Regions from separate parts of the Homo sapiens genome. Here region 1 is linked to region 2. A link is an interaction called in ENCODE POLR2A ChIA-PET data of the cell type or tissue named here. Cell type or tissue: MCF 10A. All regions are shown on one strand. Each heading gives the region's core, and the rest is flanking DNA. Links, peaks and the distances in the headings are about the cores only.

Region 1 (7,387 bases), core at 1,700-5,699, 190 kb after region 2:
AAAAGAATGAAGAAAGCCTAGAGAACTTATGAGACACCACTAAGCAAGTCAAAATTTGCATGAGACTCCCAGGAGAATCAGCAAAAAAGGAAAGTGGAAGAAAGCTTATTTAAAGAAATAATGACAGAAAATATCCCAAGTCTGAAGTGGAAAATAAACATCCAGATCTATGAAGCCCAAAAGAACTCAAATAGATTAATTATAAAAAGATCTTCCCTGAAACAGAGTATAATTAAATACCCAAAAGACAAAGACAACGAGAGAATTTGGAAAGTAGCAAGAGCAAAGCAACTAGTCACATGTAAGGGACTCTCCATAAGACTATCAGTGGATTTTTCAGCTGAAACATTGGTGCCCAGGAGAGAGTAGGGTGATGTAGTCAAAGTGCTGAAAGAAAAAAAATAACTGCCAACCAACAATACTGTACCAGGCAAGGCTATTCTTTAGAAACAAAAGAGAGATGAAGACTTTCCTAGACAAACAAAAGCTGTGGAAGTTCATTACCTCTAGACCTGCTGTACCAGAAATGCTAAAGGGAATTATTCAAGTTAAAACGAAACAATGCTACTTAACAATATGAAACACATGAAAGTATAAAAACCACTATAAACATCAAAAGTCAAATTCAGAATACTTTAATACCATAATGGTAGTGCATAAATACCTTTTGATTCTTATAAAAGTTTAATGATAAAGTATTAAAAATAACTATAAAATAGTTTCCTAATGAATACACAATATATAAAAGATGAAAATTGCAGCACTAATAACATAAAATGTAGGGGAAGAATAATTAAAGTGGAGAGTTTTTATATGAAGTTGAAGTAATTATCAGTTCAACATAGACTATTGTAAGATATTTTATGTAAGCTTCACGATAATGACACAGATAGTAAATACAAAAAAGATAAAGAAATTAAACCATTCCACTACAAAAAAAATCATCAAAATCACAAAGGAAGACAACAAGAGAGGAATAATAGAATAAATTACTTGTTCCTTCAGAAATAAGTAGCAGTCAGAAAACAATTACCACACTGGCAGTAGTAAGTCTTTACCTATCAGCAATTATTTAAATTGTAAATAGATTAAATTCTCCAGTGAAAAGACATAGGATGACTGAAAGGACTGAAAAAAGTTCTAACTGTATTTTGCCTACAAGAGACTCACTTTAGCTTTACAGTCACACATAGCTGAAAGAGTAGGGATAGAAAGAAACAGCCCATGTAACTGGTAACAAAAAGAGAGCAGAGGTGGCTAAACTTACATGAGACAAAATAGGCTTTAAGTTAAAAACTATCACAAACAACATAGAAGGTCATTATATAATGATAAAGAAGTCAACTCATCAAGACAATATAAAAACCATAAATATATGTTCCCAGTAGAGGAGTATTTAATATATATGTTCCCAGTACAGGAGCATTTAAATATATAAACCAAATATTATTAACAGAACTGAAGGGAGAAATAGACAGCAATACAATATTAATAGGGGACTTTAACATGGCATGTTAAATAATGGATAGATCATCCAGACAGAAAATCAACAAGGAAACTGTGGACTTGAACAACACTTTAGACCAAAGGGACTTAACACACATATGCAGAATATTGCATCCAACAGCAGCAGAATACATATTATTTTCAAGTGAACAAAGAACATTATGCAGGATAGATCATATGTGAAGTCACAAAACAAGTCTCAAATGTAAGAAGATGAAAATCATATCAAGTATCTTTTCTAGCCACTATAGTATGAAACTAGAAACAAATAACAAGAGAAATCTTGGAAAATTCACAAATACATTGAAATCAAACATGTTCTTGAATAGCCAATCGGTCAAAGAAGAAATTAAAAGGGAAATTTAAAAATCTTGAGACCAACAAAACTGGATGCAGCATACACATTGATATGGTTTGGATGTTTTATCCCTTCCAAATCTCATGTTGAAATGTGACCTCCAGTGTTGGAGGTGGGCCTAGTGAGAGGAGTTTGGGTCCTGGGGGTGGGTCTTCCATGAATAGCTTGGTGCTATTCTCACCATAATGAGTGAGTTCTCACTTTATTAGTTCATGCCAGATCTGGCTGTTTAAAATAACTTGGCACCTCTTACCTCCTCTCTTGCTCCTGTTCTCATCATGTGATATACACCACCTCCTCCCCCTTTGCCTTCTGCCCTGATTGTAAGCTTCCTGAAGACCTCACCAGAAGCAGGTGCTGGCAGCACGCTTCTTGTACAGCCTGCAGAACTGTGAGCCAAAATAAACCTCTCATCTTGCTAAATTAGCAAGCCTCAGGTATTCCCTTATAGAGATGCAAAATGGAATAACACACATGTTAATTTGAAATATATGAGAGACCCAAACCTAACAGCTGAAACTATAAAACTTTGAGAAGAAAATGGGAAAATCTTAGAGAACTTGAGTTAGGCAAAGTTTTCATAGGACACATAGTAAATAAACCATAAATGAAAATATATACATTGCACTTCATAAAACTTAAAAGTTTTGCTGATCAAAAATACCATTAATAATATGGAATGGGAAGCAACACGTTAGTATAAAACATTTGCTAAACATATATCTGACAAAGAACTCTTTTCTAAAATATTTAATGAAGCCGTTCAACTTAATAATAAAAAGACAAACACCCAATAAAAAAGGGGCAGGGGTGATAGGTCTGAAAAAACAACTCATTAAAAAAAATATACAAATGGCAAATAAGCACAGTTGGGTATCAGTACACAACCACTGGGATAACTAAAGACTTTTGGTGGCTAAACCTGTATCAGATAAAATAGACTTTAAGTAAGAAACTTTCAGAAGAGACACTTGTAGGGAAACCAGAACCCTCATATATTGCTGGTGGAAATGCAAGATGGCACATCCACTTTTGAAAAGAGTTTGGCAGTTCCATATAAATTTGAACATGCATTTATCATAGGAGCCTACAATCCTACCCTGAGGTAGGATTTACCCAAGAGAAGTAGAAACACGCCTACATAAAGACCTGCACACAAGTATGTAATAACAGTTTTATTAATAATAGTCTCAAACTGGAAATAGCCCCAAATGTCTATGACTCACTAAAGGATTAACAAATTCTGGTACATCTAAACAATGAAATACTACTCAGCAATACGAAGGAATAGACTACTGATACATTAAAGATGACAGATGGCCCTCAAAAACATGCTATGTGAAACAATTTAGACGTAATACATTATATATTATCTGATTTCATTTACAGAAAATTCTAGAAAAGGCAGATCTGTAGTGGCAAAAAAAACCAGATCAGTAGTTGCCTAGGGCTAAGGTGAGATTAGGGATGGGCAATGACTGGTAAGTAGAATAAGAGAACTTTTTGTGCTGATGAAATTGTTCTGAAACTTGACTGTGGTTGGTGATAGTTGGATGACTATTCATATTTACCAAAACTCATAGAACTGTACACTTAAAATGGGCTAATTTTATTGTATATATAAAATACATCAATAAAGCTGTAAAATAAATGGGTATGAAACTATGCAGAAGTGCTGTGAAGAACAGTTTTTATTAATAGCTATAAAGTAATGCGCACAATAATGGGAGTAAGTGAATAAGCTCTCTCTCACCCTCATTTTGTTCCTTTTAACTTCATTATTAGAGGTAATGACTAAGAGGTCTTTTGAAATTAGTTTTTACTCTTTCTTTAAATACTCCCAATTGAATTGTATGGCTCTTTCACATAAAATGCCAAATACAAATTTTGCCCAGATGGACAAAAGATGTATTGTCTTCAAATCATTGGGTTGGCTCTCTTACTTTAGATATCCAAGCTTAAAAGCAACCAGATGAGGTTTCATGGAATTTTGTAAAAAGGAAAGAAAAAAGAAGACAATGATGAAGAAGAAATAATGAAAACAACTTTTGCTCATGGGAGGAAATTTTCTGTGCCAACTTTCAGTTCAGAATGATCTTTTATTGGCCAAATTCCAAATTCCTCAAAGTACAGGCTTACAATGGAAGTGCTGACACAATCTCAAATGCAGTGCTGCAAACAGGATGATATAATGAATGCTGTGTACATTTACTTACTATCTTTTATAATAGTCTCTTTTGCAACGATTTGCCTCATTTTAGTTTTTTTATTTTAGTCTTAATGCTAGAAAAAGTGGTTGAAAATCATGCCTTTTCCAAACTCTGTTTTTGTGCACTTATTATATAATAAAAATTAACCTTGGTGCTGAAATTTTTCAGACTTGTTTCTCTCTAAATGAGCATAATGAATATTTTTTTTTGCATTAAGTACAAATTTTCTTTTTATTTTGCCTATTTCTGTTGTATTATGAAATACCTCAGACATTGCAGATTTCTTTTCAAACTACTAACTCTTTTCATGAGGATATAATCAATTTCTATAACTGAAAATAATCTAGATGAAAAACTTGCTTATTTGGGGGAAAGAAATATTAGCTCAGTTTGCACATGTGTGATTTTGTACTCCATATTTCATGTTTTTTAAGATTTGGACAACTCAACAACGCTACATTATTACCATATGTTAATCAAAGCTTAATATGCAAGAAGAAAGAGCACTAGATATTACCTACATTTTTACGAATGCATCAAATAAACCATGCGTAGCGATAGGGATAAAGATTCGAGCTTTCTTCCCATGACACACCTGGAATAATCAGACTAAACTGCATGAATGAGAACTCACACTTCTTGCTTTTGCAATACAAGTGAGAGATATCTAAATTCCTTCATTCAAAATTTCTCTTCCATAGCTTCATTCTAGACTCACCCTCCAAATTATCTAAACCTAAAGTTTAAATAGGTCATTTAAATTATGATTTGTATGTATGCACACAGGACAGCAGCAGGATTTACGCATTTTAGGGAAACGTACCTGAGAATTTCCAGAATTTAATGCATAAAAAAATCTCTAAGGATCTTTCTGCACAGTTGACAATGATTAAGATCTGGTATGATAAATGTAGATATTTGATACTCAACAGTGGAAGACTGATCACTCAGAATTAGGTAATAAGATATGGAGCCTTCACATTACATTTTGTCCATTGAAATCTAGGTTACAACCAAGGAACTGGATGAAGTTGACCACATGGTTGGCATTGTGAGTGAAATGAATCTGAATTTGGCTTTTAGGCGGGATCAACACATAAAATTGCCATCCTAATGGTACCACACTTGACACTCTCAGTGGTAGAATAAGAATGATGCCGAGGACTAAATTTGTTGAGAATATATTTTCAAATTTGGAAGATAAATGTAACCAGGGGGCCTGCAGAACCAAAATTACTAGAAATGCCTGCACTGCCCCTTACCAATTTTCCTCTTTTCTGCTTACAAATAAAAGTCTTAATTTTTGTGAGAACATAAAAGGCTCAGAGACAGCTATATCCAATAACACAACTAAAAGTGTTCTACTATGGATGTCAATATGACTGTGAGGTGGCCGGGCGTGATGACTCACTCTTGCAATCCCAGCACTTTGAGAGGCCAACGCGGGCGGATCACTTGAGGTTGGGAGTTTGAGACTAAACTGGCCAACATGGTGAAACTCCGTCTCTACTGAAAATACAAAAAATATACCAGGCATGGTGGTGCCTGCCTGTAGTCCCTGCTACTTGGGAGGCTGAGGCACGAGAATCACTTGAACCTGGGAGGGAGAGGTTGCAGTGAGCCAAGATCACACCACCACATTCCAGCCTGGGTAACAGAGTGAGACTCCACAAGGTATAAAATAACCTGGACCTTTTGGTCCCTGCAACCATCCTTCTGCACACAAAAGAATGAGTGTCTATTTTCAGTATTTTAATGCCAATTACTTAAAACATTTTATTATTCTCCCCCACTGTTACTTTATAATTCAAAGAAATAATGCACTTACCCATTAAAAATAATATACTAATATGAGTTCTCTCATTAGGCAGTACATAAGGCAAAACAAAGGTTGGTGCAGATTTTAACTGCTATGAGCTCAAAGAAAGAAATGATCTCTTTAGTACTAAGGAAAGGCTTCACGGAGGAGATGGAAATTGAGTGGAAAAAATGGTTAAGAGAGGGCCAGGTCTGCTGAAGAGAGATGAGCCTCTAGGGTGAACACAATGTCTAGGAAAACCATTTTTCTGTGAAGTGGTAGGTAGGAATAGGTCAGTATCCAGGAAACATGTGTGCCTTCTCTTAGAAATCCTACAACTGAAATATGACTCAAAACCTGCCTTCACTGTTTAAATCCAAAAATTTCAACAAAAACAGAGAATAGGAAAAAGATCTGATTTCATTGCCCATGCCTATGTCCTGAATGGTATTGCCTAGGTTTTCTTCTAGGGTTTTTATGGTTTTAGGTCTAACATTTAAGTCTTTAATCCATCTTGAATTAATTTTTGTATAAGGTGTAAGGAAGGAATCCAGTTTCAGCTTTCTACGTATAGCTAGCCAGGTTTCCCAGCACCATTTGTTGAATAGGGAATCCTTTCCCCATTTCTTGTTTTTGTCAGGTTTGTCAAAGTTCAGATAGTTGTAGATGTGTAGTATTATTTCTGAGGGCTCTGTTCTGTTCCATTGGTTTATATCTCTGTTTTGGTACCAGTACCATGCTGTTTTGGTTACTGTAGCCTTGTAGTATAGCTTGAAGTCAGGTAGTGTGATGCCTCCAGCTTTGAGCTTCTGCACAGCAAAAGAAACTACCATCAGAGTGAACAGGCAACCTACAGAATGGGAGAAAAGTTTTGCAATCTACTCATCTGACAAAGGGCTAATATCCAGAATCTACAAAGAACTCAAACAAATTTACAAGAAAAAAACAAACAACCCCATCAAAAAGTGGGCGAAGGATATGAACAGACGCTTCTCAAAAGAAGACATTTATGCAGCCAACAGACACATGAAAAAATGCTCATCATCACTGGCCATCAGAGAAATGCAAATCAAAACCACAATGAGATACCATCTCACACCAGTTAGAATGGCGATCATTAAAGAGTCAGGAAACAACAGGTGCTGGAGAGGATGTGGAGAAATAGGAACACTTTTACACTGTTGGTGGGAGTGTAAACTGGTTCAACCATTGTGGAAGACAGTGTGGTGATCCCTCAGGGAACTGGAACTAGAAATACCATTTGACCCAGCCATCCCATTACTGGGTATATACCCAAAGGATTATAAATCATGCTGCTATAAACACACATGCACATGTATGTTTATTGCGGCACTATTCACAATACCAAAGACTTGGAACCAACTCAAATGTCCAACAATGTTAGACTGGATTAAGAAAATGTGGCACATATACACCATGGAATACTATGCAGCCATAAAAAATGATGAGTTCATGTCCTTTGTAGGGACATGGATGAAGCTGGAAACCATCATT
Region 2 (7,387 bases), core at 1,753-5,752:
TCAAGAAGGCTGGGGAAGAGAGTTAATGATTCCACAGTAAATCATTATCACCATCTAAAGAAAGAACAACAGCAACAACAACTACTCACACATGAGACAGCCTGGAAGGCAGTGCATCCTGTTCATTCATTCCCCACCTCTGGCATAGCTGCATGGCACATAATAGGAGTCTAATGAACATTTGCTGAATGTATGAATTTTAAAAGCACAAGTTTGATTCCTCCAAAAATTAAACATAGAATTGCCATATGATGCAGCAATTCCACTGCTGGGTATATACACAAAAGAAATGAAAGTAGAGATTCAAACAGATATTTGTACGCCCATGTTCATAGCAGTGTTATATATTAATACAATAGCAAAAAATAAAAGCAACCCAAGTCTTTATTGACAAATGAACAGATCAACAAAATGTTCCATATATACATACAATGGGATATTACTCAACCTTAAAGAGGAAGAAAATTCTGACACATGTTACAACATGGATGAGCCTTGAAGACATGTAGGATTCTACTTATTTGAGGTACCTAGAGTAGTAAGATTCATAGAGACAGGGAGTAGAATGGTGATTGCTAGGAGCCTGAGGGAAGGGGGAATGGGGAATTAACGTTTAACGGGGTATGGGGTTTTAGCAGGGGAAGATTTTAAAAGTCCTGAAGATAGATGGAGATGATGGCTGCACAATAATGTGAATATACTTAATGCCACAGTACTATACACCTAAAATGGTTAAATTAGTAAAATTCACATCACATATATTTACCACAAAAAAATTTTTAAAGAAGAGAAAAAAGACGATAAAAGAAAAATTACAAAATTTACTTATGTAAAAGCAATCTCAATGAAATTCCCCTGTATGAACTCTTAAATCTTGTGCCAAGTAACTGCAGAAACTCAATGTGATAATAAGTATGATTAACCATGTCTAATTACTAAATTTTTCATAAGTTTCAAAAAAGACACAAGCTTTACCAATGCTACTTCAACAATGCCATCCTCACTCAAAGGAAAAGCCAATATTAAAGAAATATTTCTCTGGAGTAAATTTTCAAATATGTCGATTGGATTTGGTTATTTTAGCTTAGATGGGTATGAGTCTGTGCTCCTGGAGCCTTTGCACTTACTCTTCCTGATGCCTGGAATGCTCCCTTTTTCATTCTTTAATTTTTTTATTTTATTTTTTATTTTTATTTTTATTTTTTTGAGATGGATTCTCACTCTGTCGCCCAGGCTGGAGTGCAGTGGTGCTCCCTCGGCTCACTGCAACCTCCACCTCCTGGGTTCAAGTGATTCTCCTGCCTCAGCCTCCCGAGTAGCTAGAATTACAGGTGCGTGCCACCATGCCCAACTAATTTTTTCATTTTTAGTAGAGATGAGATTTCACCATGTTACCCAGGCTGGTCTCAAACTCCTGACCTCAGGTAATCCACCCACCTTGGCTTCTCAAAGTGCTAGGATTCTAGGTGTGAGCCACCATGCCCGGCCCCTTTTTCCTTCTTCTACTGATTAAATCCTTTTGATTGCTCATATATCATCTTAAAATTTCCTTCCACAGATAGGTCTTTCTAGGTCTGTCACCCTGAATTGGACTTTTCTGTCATTGGTTTTCTTGCACAGAACTTATCAAAGGTCATAGTTATATAAAAAATTTTATTTGTATTTATATTTGTTTGTGTTATATATTTAATGTCTCTCTCCCTCATTAGAATGTAAGCTCCATAAGGACAGGAACCATTTCCATTTTGTTAACCACTGTACCCCAGTATGTAGCATAGGGCTCAGCACATAATAAGTGCTCAATAAATATTTGTTGAATGATCAAGTATTCGTTGAAGGAATAAATTCATTTCTATACAGGAGTTTTCAAGGACATTGATTACATTCAGTTTTTTAAAGTCAGTAATAAATAATGGACATTTCACTATTTTAACACTTTACACAACACATGCACATATATATAAAATGTAGACCTATATTCTGTATACCTTAAGCACACGTTGAGACTTTATATAAATATATACATCTGTATTTGTAAACATATTCACATTTGACCCTTGAACAATAAAGGCTTGAACTGTACAGATCCACTTATACACAGATTTTTTTTCAACCAAAAGCTGATGGAAAATACAGTATTCATGGGATGTAAAACTCACATATAGAAAGTTTTCATATGTGAGTTTTAGATTTGAGAGTGCTGGATTTGAGAATGCACGGAGTTTAGTATATGCGGCAAGGGGAAGATGTCAGGGAATGGGGGAGTGGAGGGGGCGTGTCCTGGAACCAATCTCCCCCATGTATGTCAAAGGATAACTATTTATCTTCTAACTGTTAGTCAACGGATCAATGAAGCAAAATGATATTTCTTTGTGTCGACTTCCTTTCCTGCCTGCTTCCTCAGAGACTACTATTGTGGTTCAGTACCTTGTTTTATTTCTCCCTTCTCTCACTCCTGAGGTCTGCGCTGGACAGGTTAGGGCAAGATACTGCCTTGTAACTGAATGTAATTTTTTTTTCTTTAAACTTTATTCTAGAATACCAGTGGAATAATACAAGAGGTTAGGTAGATTAAATAAAAAGGTAAGAAAAATTAATCTATGTCTACCCTGTCTGTGAACAAAAATGACATATTGAACATGTCTATCAACCATAATATAAGAACCATAATAATGTATGTGAGGTAATGCATATGTTAATTAGCTAAACTTAGCCATTCAATAATGTATATATATTTCAAACATGTGTAAACCATAAATACATACAATTTTTGTCGATTAAATGTTAAAAAAATTACATGAAAAATAATCATAATGATAAATTGACTTGATTTCCTCACAAAATTAAAGAGAAAAAGATGATGCACATGAAATATTCCTATCAACAATAACATATTTTGATTAAAATATATGTTAAAATATACGCAATATTTGGTACTGATATTTACTAAAATCTGTAAAAACTAATACTTACTAAAATGTTTCTTAACAATGAAGTAATATTTATTTTGCTTATTCTTGATGCACCTTTCTTGGATTTGCAATATACCCTTTAAAAATGAGGTGTGGAAAAATAATCAGGATTTTCTTTAAAAGTTACATTTGTTAAAAATTAGATTGGACACATGTATTTAATTTTCCTTGCAAAATGACAGTGTTCTGATATCTTTAAATGGCCAATGTTATCACTCACATGCCAATAAAATGTTTTTATAAAGAGTCTGCAAGAGCAATTTGAGGTACCATTTGATTTAGGTTTCTTATTATTATTCTCCTTTCTTGAGGGGTGATTTTCACTGAAATGTGAGTTTGTTCATTATACAGAGAGGATGTCATTCATTGTATGTGTTGCAGAAGAAATGTCCACTCTATGGATGTCAAAAGTGTTGTCTTGGAGGCTTCTCATGGGTAACTCAATGCAGTATTTTCATTGGTCTGTTCAGGGAAGAATTTACTTTTGCAAAGTATGAAAGCAATGAAAAGAAGCTGAGCGTAGCGATAGTACCCTGGTGTAAACCTGCATGTACACCTAGTAAAATTTGGAAAATGAATTCACTCTGCTTCAGATTTCATTTCCCCCCTATTAAATCAGAGTACAACACAGGCATCACAAAATCTGCCATAAATAATTTTTCACAACCGTCTGCTTCACTTTTGAGTGCCCTGGACTCTCTCCAGCCATAAAACCTGGATCTACTTTTACCACTAAAGAGGATAGTCCCCCTTGGTTAGGGCTGAAGAAGTTGAAATTGAAAAGGACCTGGCTGTTCAGGCAGATACTCTGCATGCTGTATCTTCTGCAGCAAACAGACAGGGATTTCGCCGTGGAGTTGGGCAAGTCCTCGAAAATCTTGACAAGATTTATAAATAAGATACGGTGTTTATTTACTATTTTGAAAAACTTTCCATTGTGCTCTCTTTGGTAATGTAATATGATATATATTTTTGCCAAGAATAGGGTGTGGTTGCTCAGCGGCTTAGCTGATCATGAAATGTCATGCTTAAGACTTGAGTCAGAGCATCAAAACAATGCACTTCTGCAATGAGAGTGCCAACAGTTTTCCCACTTTTTCTACTAGAGTCAACTCTATTCAAGTTGAGAGCATTAGTAGGTTTTCCTGTTACTATGTCTATTCATGACTCAGATAATATTCTCGGCAAATCTTGATTTTATTCTTGCTTGCTTCTTCATTCTGAGGATATCATCCACCCCTGCAGCCTACCTTCCTCCCACTTTCCTTTTATCCTTCTCTTCTCTCCCTGTTTCTTTGTCAATTTTTGATTAGTAATGTCATTATTCTTGTGTGGTTTAAAACCAAATGGGAAGAACCATATTTACGAATTGCTTTCCAAAACACTCAGCAATGTGGGTTAATAAGCTCTCAATTTTTACAGTTACCTAATACATCTAACTCCTCAAACTTTAGTCTCCTTAGTTCTGCTGGAGATTTGAGAATCAATTTTTGTAAAATTTGATACTGCTCAATGTTCAATACTTTCCCAAAGGGTCTGATTAACTAAGCCAGATGGGGTTAGTAAACTGACTGGATTAACGAAGTCATGATGGGGCTCTTTTGCAGGCAAGTTCCCTGGGTGCAGAGATTTGGTGACTCCTGTTCACTTCTGTAACTCCAGTGTCTAGAACAAAGCTTGACTATTCTAAGATAGTCAATAAATATTTATTGAATAAATAAAATAACTAGTGAGGTAAGGCCTCAAGTGCAACAGAGGACTTGAAATCAAAAGGTCTAGGTCCATGCTAGTAAACTAGGATCGAGAGTGGTACATCAACTATGTCCAATAAAACACCAATAAAGTCTGACCAATGAAATACAAAAGATACACTGTTTATGAGGTATTATTTCCTGGATGATATAATTTGTAATATAAAAAACAAACATTCTATATTTCACTATAACATAAGCTGCTTGAGAACAGATACTAAGTTCTCAAATAATATTTATTTAATGAATGTCTAAATAATGGAAAATCCATGTGCATAGGACTATTGTCTCAAGCACAAATGTGGATTTTGAGTATAGGGCTTCTCCAACTCAGTTATTATGGCAACCTTAAAAGGCAAAGATAAGATCCCACCTTTTCCCCCTTTTAAACTATAATTCTAGAAAATTTTAGGCCTGTGTTATTTCTTTAAACACAAAGGTTCTGTTTAATATATGTCAGCTTATGGCAGCAAATACTGTTTTTTAAAATACTGTTGATAAGGGAACAGGACTTTTGCTCTGAACTCCTCAGAACATGCAAGGAAATATTTTTGTCATAAAATCAAAGGGCTGGGCTAGATTTGTTAAAGTCCCTTCAAGCTCTAGAATTTCATGACTCTGGCGTTTTCTTTTTTAAAAAACAAATTACCCATAATTACCCATGGGGAAGCAGTGCCTTTTAAAGTCACTCAGGATTTTGTCATTGGAGAGAAAATCCTCACTGACTGAGCACTGCCTGGATCGAATCTTTTTCCCGGTATATAAAGCCACAATAGAAAGCCTTTTTCCTCTAAGAATGCTCTGAAAATCTAGTGAAATAAGCTAATGAGAACCTATCATGGGACATAATTGACTCTGCGAATTTGACACTCGACATGAAGGAAGACACCTAAGTCTATGGAAGGTTAGGGCAAACTGGGTAAACTGTTCAGATCTCACATTAGCTGTTTTGTGGAATGGTTAAATCATTATTTTTCAACTGTGGGCAGTGATCCACTCACTAATAGGTCATGAAGTCAATTTCATCTGTAACAACCAGTATAAAAAATAGTTCAGAGTAGAACAGAAAATATTGAGTGTATCTCACATAGTAAGGATATGTATTGTTTGGTGAAACTTTTATTTCAGGTGTGTGTGTATGTGTTTCAGTGTAGGTATATACACACTAGGTCATCATGTAAAATTTATTTCTTCCAGTGGGACACACTAAAAAATGTTTGAAAACTCTTGGTTTAAATGAAAACAGCCTTTCAAGGTCCCTTCAAACTCTATAATTACTTCTATGAAATCCTGAACATCCTATGGGCATCCCATGCAATTGCAAAAAAAGGAGTAGGGTATGAATGGAAAGATTTCTTTCTTCAAAGGAAAGAAGCACCAAACAGATCCATTGATTCTGAATGCCAGAAGCCAAGATCACTGACCTCAATCTCTTCCATCTAATGGATTTGATCATACACACAGGTATAACCCCTATTCAGTGCTTGATGGAGGGTGGATGTCAGCTATGCCTAACAGTGACTGTGCATGAGCTAGACAGAATACAGGCCAGACAAGAGATTTTTGAATAACTTTGTATTGAAGTATAATATGCATATAGAAAACTGCAATTAGGAATTCTTTTTGCATCCTTAGGGGAAAGGAAAAGCATTATCACTTTCTCTAACTCCTCTTTCCTCCTCAGCATACCGCATTTCTGTCTAAGGCATGACTCAGAACCCATACTACTTTCCTGAAGACAGGAAGGGAAGTTCTGGAAGTGGAAACACCTCATATAGAAATTCTTCTGGTCGGGTGCAGAGGCTTATGCCTATAATCCCAGCACTTAAGGAGGCTGAGGCAGGAGGATCATTTGAAGCCAGGAGTTCAACACCACCCTGGGTGACAAAGTGAGCTACTGTCTCTACAAAAACTAAGAAAAAAAAGGCATGGTGGCGCATGCATTGTAGTCCTAGCCAGCCACTCAGAAGGCTGAGGTGGGAGGATCCCTGGAGCCTAGGAGCTTGAGGCTGCAGTGAGCCATGATCACACCACTGCATTCCAGTCTGGGAGACAGTGAGACCCTGTTTCTAAAAACAAAAAAAGAAAGAAATTATTCCCTCCTTAATATATGTCTATAAAACATTTTTTCCGTGATTTTATTTTAACTGATGTGTCACTATTCCTCATTTATTCCCCTTTTGTAAACCATTTATCAAAATAGTTTTTTGCTTTTTTTAAAGTAATATCTCAACATTAGCTCAGTAACTGGGAAGGCTTCAGCACTCCAGTATAATATAAATAAAATGCATAGAAAAGTAGTTTTTCACTGTGTGTGGAGTTTAAAGATTTTGAAATGTGGGGTGACAAAATGATAAACAGATGATGAAACAGTTTCTTTCAAAACAAAAAATTGCATACTTTTACTGAGGGCCTCACTTATGTCCGGGACTGTTCTAGATGCTAAATGAATGAATGAGATAGCCACGTAAGATCTCTGATTCTGTGGTGCTTCCATTCCAGCCAGAGGAGAAAGGTATGGAAAAAATTAAATAAATGAACAGGGTAATTTCAGATAGCAGTGAGTGCTATGACCAAAAGCAAACAGGAGTAGCTTCATGGTGGGGTTGAAGTGCAAATCAGATTGAGGTGGCTGTTCAGGGATGACCTTTGAACCAAGATCAC

Evidence for each region. ChIA-PET counts read pairs that join two places held together with the same protein. Peaks named below come from ENCODE experiments on the same cell type or tissue, not always from the same donor. Only the 100,000 strongest peaks of a DNase experiment are listed, where the experiment ranks them.
Region 1: POLR2A ChIA-PET joins it to region 2 with 6 read pairs; 2 of 35 experiments call an interaction of 5 or more read pairs at or near these places.

Annotation. Positions count from the first base shown.
Region 1 is chr9:18,271,459-18,278,845 of GRCh38, reverse strand. It overlaps a transcript of ADAMTSL1 not described here. Among named protein-coding and RNA genes, the nearest start is that of ADAMTSL1, 200 kb to the left of the region's middle. In MCF 10A, for the core only: no CTCF peak of the experiment used is centred there; a DNase peak (open chromatin) is centred at 3,975.
Region 2 is chr9:18,456,758-18,464,144 of GRCh38, reverse strand. It overlaps a transcript of ADAMTSL1 not described here. Among named protein-coding and RNA genes, the nearest start is that of ADAMTSL1, 14 kb to the left of the region's middle. In MCF 10A, for the core only: no CTCF peak of the experiment used is centred there; a DNase peak (open chromatin) is centred at 4,024.